Regions from separate parts of the Homo sapiens genome. Here region 1 is linked to region 2. Evidence: read pairs that join two places in POLR2A ChIA-PET (ENCODE). Cell type or tissue: Caco-2. All regions are shown on one strand. Each heading gives the region's core, and the rest is flanking DNA. Links, peaks and the distances in the headings are about the cores only.

Region 1 (4,391 bases), core at 320-4,319, 110 kb after region 2:
GGAAGGTCTATCCCAATGACTTCAGAAGCTGTGACAGTGTGTGCATTATCTCCTAGCAATTGTGATATTTCTTCCTAGTAGAGGCTAATTGTCTATTTAGACAGTAAGTTTTTGAAAAAGAAGAACCACATTTTCTTGTCTCCTGTGTCCCCCATATCTATGTTGCATATGTAGAACATGTAGAAAAACTTCTTCCCATTTTCCCTAATTATAGGAGAAAAACAATGCAGCCACTACAACATGTAATACTGAGTTGTATCCATTTCATTATTTTTAAATAGATGGAAGCAAATGGTGTCTCCATCTCCCTACAAAGGGGCTGGGCACAGGAATTAATATCAAACATGGTTAAGGAAATGCACAGTGTAGTTACTAGGAAACTTTTGCTTTCCTAGTCCTTGACTGGGCTGAAGTACGGGGCACTTTAACTTTCTCGTCTTCATCTTTCTACTTTTTGCTGCCTTTCTCTGTGTGTGACTGTGTGTGATCCCCTTACTTCAGGACTCCTTTATGTGCAAGAGAAAGTTCAACTCAGACTTCCAGAAACTTCAGTTAGAAAGGAAACAAGGAGATGGTGGGTCCAATGTACCTTGGCCCCAGGACATTTCCATGATCCAGAAAATAGTGTTGGCCCCTGGCCTTGTAGGAGGTCTCCAGAACCCTGTCCTAGTTGTAAGGTCTGGGTCTGCCCTCACTGGTGGGCATCTGGCTATACTGGTGATTACATATTCTGAATATCATGCTCACTGAGGCTGACCTCGGGCCCTCTCTTCTGCTGCCAAATAGGCCCCCTATGGCCTGGTTTCTGACATGAGGTTCCAGTTCCAGTCCCACTTCTCTTCCTGGCAGTGTGGGCCTGCTGTCACCTTGCTCCAAGCTGACTTCTGAGTGGCCCCAGGCCTCAGAGCTATATGGCAGACGCTGCCTGGGCCTGGCAACACGGCGGACACTCTGTGTTCTGCACCACCTCCACACACTTGATAGGCGGTGCTGATTCCAGATCCCAGATCCCAGATCCCAGGCCTTCCTGGCCTGCTCTGTTTCACTGCAATTAACTGGGCTATGCCTGACAGTGTGTCCAGATATGGCCTGGGAGGGGCAGGGAGGAGCAAAGCACTTCCTCCGCCCCCTTCAAAGGGCCCCCACCCCTGCACCCCAACAGAGGCAGCTGAACAGCCCCTTCCTGTGCGTTTCATCCTCACCGGTGCTACACCCAGCCTGTACTCCCTGGCTGCCATGTGACCCCTTCCTTCTGACTCCCATGCCCATGGGGCTCGGATCCCAGCTGGCAGCCAGGCAAAAAGCTCAGAGACAGAGAGCTACACTGAGGCTGAGGGTGGCCAAATGCATTGTTTCTTAAGGCTACCTGTTCCCCTCCTATTTCACCCTCCTTGGATTTAAAACAGAGTCTGAAGAGAGAAATACGTAAGGCAGAGAGTCTCTTTGGGGGCCAGTTTTCACTTCTGTGGTCTGTCCATCACACCACATAGAGAACCATGGGTTCCATCCTGGTATAAGGACAGGCCTATCTCTGAGATCAGAGAGTAATAGAAGCAAAAATAATAGCTAACATTTTTTGAGTGCATAGCCTGAGCCAGACATTTTGCTAAGCACTGTGTAACCATTTTCTTATTTTTTTCTCCAGGAGATAGATCATCACAGAATTTCAGATGTGTTAGGTGCCTGAGGTGGAGGCTGCTAGCTATCTAAGCCACAATTCATTCATTCACCCCTTCCTCCTTGGCAAGAGTGCCCTGATTTAATTTGAAATGGCCATGTAGCCAGATAAGGGTCTGTTATTTCCCAGCCTCCTTTGCAGCTATGAGACTAAGTGCAAGTGTTCAATGCCGGGTCTGACCTGCAGACCCTGGCTGAGTGATGGATGAAAAAAATGTATGCAGACACAGGTTTTTTGTGTGGCTGCACGGTTAGGGGACTGGGCTGCTCACAGATACCAAAGAAGGTGCTGTAAAGAGTCAGCAGCCATAGCCTCGATAAGCCAGTGCTGCAGGCATTTATTCAGTACAGATTTAATGACAAAAGCCTTGGGTCAACACACTTGTGGGTAATTAACATGGTTGCCCTCCCAGAGACAGCAGTCCTGCACAGATGATTAAAGGCCAGGTTCCAAGGCCTAAGTAAACTAACTTATCTAGATCAATTCTCTTACCCTTCTTTGTTATCTACTCTGAGAGAATTCAGCTGCCTTCAGCCACATTTTTTCCTGAAGCTTTTACAAAACCTAGCCTTCTAAGAAGGTTTGCATCTTTCTGTAAGTTTTCCCACCATCCTGACTGAACTCCTACAGTTCAAGACTTAGGCCCTTTAAAAAGAGTGACATTGTTTTATCCCTTCCCCCCTCCTCCTTCCTGCTGCCTGGAATTCCCAGGTGTTGGCTGGAGCTCACACAACGATAGTGGGCCTAGAATGGAAGCCATGTCTGGCAGAAGAGAAACAAGGAGCCCAGATCTCCATGGACCCTTCATATTATAGCAGCTGAGAACAGTCTCCCCATGGACTTCCTTTATGTGAAATAGTAAAAACTTATATGTTTAGGCTACTGTAGTCAGTTTTTATTTCTTCAAGCTGAACAAAATTCCTAACTGATTAGGGTTTTAGAAATCAGGTATTCAACAAATGATACTGGGAAAACTGGATATTCGCATGCAAAAGAATGTTAGACTCTTATCTAACACCACATACAAAAATTATTCAAAATGGATCAAACATAAAGAGAAGAGCTAGCTAAAACTATGAAACTCTTAGAAGAGACTGGGCATGGTGGCTCATGCCTATAATTCCAGCACTTTGGGAGGCTGATCCTGGAAGATTGTTTGAGCTCAGGAGTTTGAGCCCAACCTGGGCAACATAAGGAGACCCTATCTCTATAAAAAATTTAAAAATTGGCCGACTGTGATGGCTCACACCTGAAATCCCAGCACTTTGGGAGGCTGAGGCAGGTGGATCACCTGAGGTCAGGAGTTCAAGACCAGCCTGGCCAATATGGTGAAACCCTGTCTCTACTAAAAATACAAAAATTAGCCAGGTGTGGTGGCACACACCTGTAATCCCAGCTACTTGGGAGGCTGAAGCTGGAGAATCACTTGAACTCAGGAGGCAAAGGTTGCAGTGAGCCGAGATTATGCCATTGCACTCCAGCTCGGGCGACAGAGTGAGACTCCGTCTAAAAAAAAAAAAAAAAAATTAAAAATTAGCTGGGCATGGTGGCGCATGCCTGTGGTCTCACCTACTCAGAAGGCTGAGGTGGGAGGATTACTTGGGCCCAGGCAGCCAAGGCTGCAGTGAGCTGAGATCATGCCACTGTATTCCAGCTGGGGCAACAGAGCAAGACCCTGTTTCTAAAAACAAATGAACAAAAAACCTCTTAGAAGAAAACACACAGGAAAAGCTTTATGACATTGGATTTGGCAAGGATTTCTTGAATATGACACCAGAAGTACAGGCAACAAAATAAAAAATAGACCAGGCATGGTGGCTCACATCTATAATCTCAACACTTTGGGAGGCCAAGGTGGGTGGATCTCTTGAGCCTGGGAGTTTGAGACCAGCTTGGGCAACCTGGTAAAACCCTGTCTCTACCAAAAATACAAAACTTAGCTGGGCACAGTGGCTTGCACCTACAGTTCCAGCTACCTGGGAGGCTAAGGCAGGAGAATTGCTTGAGCCCAGGAGGCGGAGGTTGCAGTGAGCTGAGATCTCACCGTTGCACTCCAGCCTAGGCAATGGGAGTGAAACCCTGTCTCAAAAAAAAAAAGAAAGAAAGAAAGAAAAAAAAAATAGACAACTTGGACTTCATCAAAATTAAAACTTTTTGTGGATCATAGGTTTGAAACCATCAGCAGTAAAAAGGCAACTCACAGAATGGAAGAAAATACTTGCAAATCATATATCTGATAAGGGATTAACATCCACAATATATAGAGAACTCCTAAAATTCAACAAAAAATGAAATAACCCATTCAAAAATAGGCAAAGTACTTGAATAGACATTTCTCCAAAGGAGACATACAAATGGCCGATAAACACATGAAAAGATGCTGAACATCTCTAGTCATCAGGAGAATGTGGATCACAATTACAACGATATGTTTCCGTAGTGTAGTGGTTATCACGTTCGCCTGACACAATTACAACGATGCCACAACCAGTGAGTACCAAGAAAGAAAAAAGAAATTACAATGAGATACCACGTCACATCCATTAGGATGTTATATCAAAAAGCCAGAAACTATTAAAAACAAGTGTTAGCCATGATGTGGAATAATTAGAACCTTTGTGTACTGTTGGTGGGATTATAAAAGTTGCAGCCACTGTGGAAAACAGTATGGTAGTTCTTAAAAAAATTAAACATGTAATTACCATTTGATCCA
Region 2 (4,391 bases), core at 293-4,292:
CTGGCCTCGGCCTCCAAAGTGCTGGGACTACAGGCGTGAGCCATAGCACCCAGCCTTCAGTGGGAATTTTTAATGAGGGAGGGGGAACATGTCTTAGGATGATAGGAAAGAATTGGGAAAGTGTATCTACCAAAAGTGCTGTGAGTGTTGATAGTAGAAAAAGATGAGGTTAAAGTGGTGAAAGGATTTGTAAAAGAAGATCTTCTGCTAGGCCTTGACTAAGCAGAGGGTTTCCCAAGCCTAAGAAAGAACATAAGCAAAGGCAGGATAGAACCCAAGTCAAGGTATAAAAGGACAGAGGGGCCAGGCACAGTGGCTCACGCCTGTAATCCTAACACTTCAGTATTGCATCCTCCAAGGTAGGAGGATGGTTTGTGTCCAGGAGTTCGAGACTCCTGGGCAACACAGTGAGACCCTGTCTCTACAAAAAAATTATAAAATTATTTCAGCCTGGCCAACATGGTGAAACCCTATCTCTACTAAAAATACAACAAATTAGCTGGGTGTGGTGGAGGGCGCCTGTAATCCCAGCTACTCAGGAGGCTGAGGCTCAAGAATCGCTTGAACCCAGAAGGCAGAGGTTGCAGCGAGCCAAGATTGCACCACTGCACTCCAGCCTGGGCTACAGAGCAAGACTCTGACTCAAAAAAAAAAAAAAAAAAATTTAAAAAATTAGCCAGGCGTGGTGGTGCACACCTGTGATCCTACATATACTCAGAAGGCTGAGGCGGGAGGATCACTTCAGCCCTGAAGGTAGAGGTTGCAGTGAGCTGTGTTTGTGCCACTGCACTCCAGACTGGGCAAGAGACCAAGACCTGTCCAGGGAAAAAAAGAAAAAAAGAAGGGAAGAAAGGAAGATAGGGAGGGAGGGAGGGAGGGAGGGAGGAAGGAAGGAAGGAAGGAAGGAAGCAAGGAAAGAAGGAACATTGGAGGAATGGGAAGGGAAATCTTAAATGCAGGAAAATTTGATGTATTGGAGGTACAGTGAGAAATAAGGTAGACTGTGACTAGATTTTAGTTATTCTGGGAATGACGTTGGGAAAGGATTGAGAGTGGGGAGAATTTGGTATTGGGAAAGTCGGAAATTAAATTAATCCAGGCATGTGATAAAGCTCTGGAGCAGGGTATTGGCAATGGGAGGGGAGAGGAATCAGCAGCCAAGGGAGGCCAAGCAGAGCAACCACAGCTGGATGGCCACAGGGTCATGTAGGGCAGAGATGACCAAGGGCTGGGATGCCACCACTGCAACATGCCTATAACTGCCATTGGTCACATGCCACCACTGCCCATGGGTGTTTTCTCAACTGTTCTTACTTCTTTCCATCACAAGATTCCAAGTACTATGTGGGGGTGCCTGTGCCCTGGATGCTGAGAGCCATGAGAGGATCTCTGCCCTTAAACTTCTAAAGAGGGAGGTAGAGACCTGGCTCTTACAAAACATGCAGACAATTCTTCCCAAATTGCAGAGGAAATGGGATGCCAGACAGACAAAAGGAGAAAAGGTTCACACTACAGGGCCACACTGAAAGGCTTTATATATGCCCCTCTGGCAGGGGAAAGGGGTACATCTTATGTTGTAAAAAAGTGCTGTGATCAACTTTAGGCAAATAATCCTGGGAGCAATATGAGGTTTGGGCTGGAGAGGGAGTAGATTGTTTATAAAGAGACCAGGGAAAGTGTGTAAGAGAAGGCAGATTAGAGGAGCATTTGTTTCTCGGGGAGGATCACAGGCTCTGGTGACTAAAACAATGGAGGAAGTAAAAGAGAAGGAATTTGGGACTTGGTTCATGGCAATGCCATCAATTGATTCTGAGAATACAAGCCATAAAATATGTTTGTGGATGAAGATGATCAAATCATTAAAAACTAGTTATGTGAAATATACATACTTTACTATAGATCTCAGGAAAAAAGAACAGAAATGGAGATGGTGCTTCTGTTCTCATTGAGCCTCACAGAAGGTAATAAAGGCAAGAAAGTGGATGAAATCCTCCAGGAAGAAAAAGGGAGGAAAAATAGAACTAAGGACAAATCCTGGGAACATCAGTATTACACAATCAGTAGAAGAGGGAAAAAATCAGGAGAGATTCATACCAGTGAAGCCAAAGGAAAAAAAAGAAAACACAGTGGGGTAGAGAATGGGGAAGTCATCCTGGTGACAGGCTGCAGAGAAAGCAAATGATTCAACACCGGGGGAAGAGGATCACTAGCAATTAGCAGGTCAGTGTTGACCTTAGCGAAAGTAGCTTCAGAAGAGACAGGACAGCGTCTAGAAGGCAATGGGTTGAAGAGTGTGCCAGTTATTAACTTATTGCCTCTTAGTTCAAATTCAGGCCAGGTGAATCACCTGAAGTCAGGAGTTCAAGACCAGCCTGGGCCAACAAGGTGAAACCCCGTCTCTACTAAAAATACAAAAAAAAATTTTAGCCAAGTATAGTGGTGGGTGCCTATAATCTCAGCTACTTGGGAGGCTGAGGCAGGAGAATCACTTGAACCTGGGAGGTGGAGGTTGCAGTGAGCTGAGATCATGCCATTGCACTCCAGCCTGGGAGACAAGAGTGAAAACTCCGTCTCAAAAAAAAAAAAACAAAACCACACACACAAACCTAAAAAACAAATTCACCCTTTGCACCTCTCTGTGAAAATGGATCTGAAGCTCTGTCAGCAGAGGGTGCTAGAGAGGCACTGAAAAGGAAGGTTTTGTTTCCTAGCTCTGGTGTCCTGGCTTGACAGGCTCCTGCAGCATCCAGGGCTGCTCCATGATCTGGCTCTTGCAGCATGGGGTGGCTTCTCCAGGACGCTTCTGGGCCTGCAGTGGACAGCAGCCAGCAGCCTCCCTGAGCATCTGTTCCATACCCCACCTGCTGGGGCAATATTATAGGCTGCTTTCCATGTCTGCTGAGACACCTACCTAGGAATAGCTTTCCCCCAGCATCCTAGAGCAGGGGTCAGCAAACATTTCCAATAAACATTTTAGACTCTGTGGGTCATTGGGTCTGTCACAACTACAATTGACCCTGAACATGGGTTTGAATTGTGCGGGTATATTTGAACACATTTTTTTTCAATAAAAGTTACACCCAGTGTGCACCTGCCTCCCTTCTACCTCCTCCACCTCTTCTGCCTCTGCGACCCAGAGACAGCAAGACCAACCCTTCCTCTTCCTCAGCCTACTCAAAGTGAAAACTATGAGGATCAAGACCTTTATGATGATCCACTTCCACTTAACAAAGAGTAAATAGGACCAGGCATGGTGGCTCACACATGTAATCCCAGCACTTTGGGAGACCAAGGTGGGTGGATCACTTGAGGTCAGGAGTTCGAGATCAGCCTGGCCAACATGGCGAAACTCTGTCTCTACTACAAATACAAAAATAATCCGGGCATGGTGGTGCACATCTGTAGTCCCAGCTACTTGGGAAGCTGAGGCAGGAGAATTGCTTGAACCCAGGAGGCAGAAGTTGCAGTGAGCTGAGATTGTGCCACTGCACTCCAGCCTGGGCAACAGAGTTAGGCTCTGTCTCACCCCCCCAAAAAAAAAAAAAGAAAAAAAGAAAAGAAAAAAGAAAAAGAAACCTTTTCTCTACTAAAAATACAAAAATTAGCCGGGCATGGTAGTGGGAGCCTGTAATCCTAGCTACTTGGTAGGCTGAGGCAGGAGAATCGCTTGAATCCTGCAGTGAGCTGAGATCGCACCACTACACTCCAGCCTAGGCCACAGAGCAAGATCCTGTCTCAAAAAAAAAAAGAAAAAACAAAACAAAAAGAAAAAAAGAGGCCGGGCGCGGTGGCTCACGCCTGTAACCCCAGCACTATGGGAGGTAGAGGTGGGTGGATCGTGAGGTCAGGAGTTCGAGACTAGCGTGGCCAATATGGTGAAACTTTGTCTCTACTAAAAATACAAAAATTAGCCAGGAATGGTGGTGGGCGCCTGTAGTCAGCTACTCGGGAGGCTGAGGCAGAAGAATCGCTTGAACCTAGGAGGCAGAAGTTGCAGTGAGCCGAGATTGTGCCACTGCACTCCAGCCTGGCAACAGAGTGGGACTCCATCTCAAAAAAAAAAAAAAAAGAAAAGAAAAAGAAGAAGAAATTTGAAATGTCAAAGTTAAGAAATTCAGTTTAAAATGTTTTATTTCATAGCTCATAAAAAAGTATGTATGTACAAGACTCAAGTAAATAGAAAGGCAGCTTTCAATCACAAATCAGTTTTTCAGATTTTACTGTGGAAGCATATTTAATGCACACATTTGAATGTTACACATAAATAATTTTAACGATGGAGTCCAAGTTCTGGATTTTACATTAGATCTGCATATATAAGACACTTGTGGTCAAATTTCAAGATTGGTAAAGCCAGTTTCAAGCTGCTTATATTTTGAGTACAGGTTTCA

Evidence for each region. ChIA-PET counts read pairs that join two places held together with the same protein. Peaks named below come from ENCODE experiments on the same cell type or tissue, not always from the same donor. Only the 100,000 strongest peaks of a DNase experiment are listed, where the experiment ranks them.
Region 1: POLR2A ChIA-PET joins it to region 2 with 8 read pairs; 2 of 35 experiments call an interaction of 5 or more read pairs at or near these places.

Annotation. Positions count from the first base shown.
Region 1 is chr2:47,280,511-47,284,901 of GRCh38, reverse strand. All of the region lies in intron 3 of EPCAM-DT (EPCAM divergent transcript), which reads left to right. Among named protein-coding and RNA genes, the nearest start is that of BCYRN1, 53 kb to the left of the region's middle. RefSeq lists a silencer at 1,986-2,186. In Caco-2, for the core only: no CTCF peak of the experiment used is centred there; DNase peaks (open chromatin) are centred at 2,061 and 2,372.
Region 2 is chr2:47,386,743-47,391,133 of GRCh38, reverse strand. EPCAM (epithelial cell adhesion molecule) reads right to left here. Exons shown (of 9, transcript NM_002354.3): 9 at 4,114-4,391. Among named protein-coding and RNA genes, the nearest start is that of MIR559, 11 kb to the right of the region's middle. In Caco-2, for the core only: CTCF peaks have their summits at 2,478 and 2,685 (motif pointing right); a DNase peak (open chromatin) is centred at 2,753.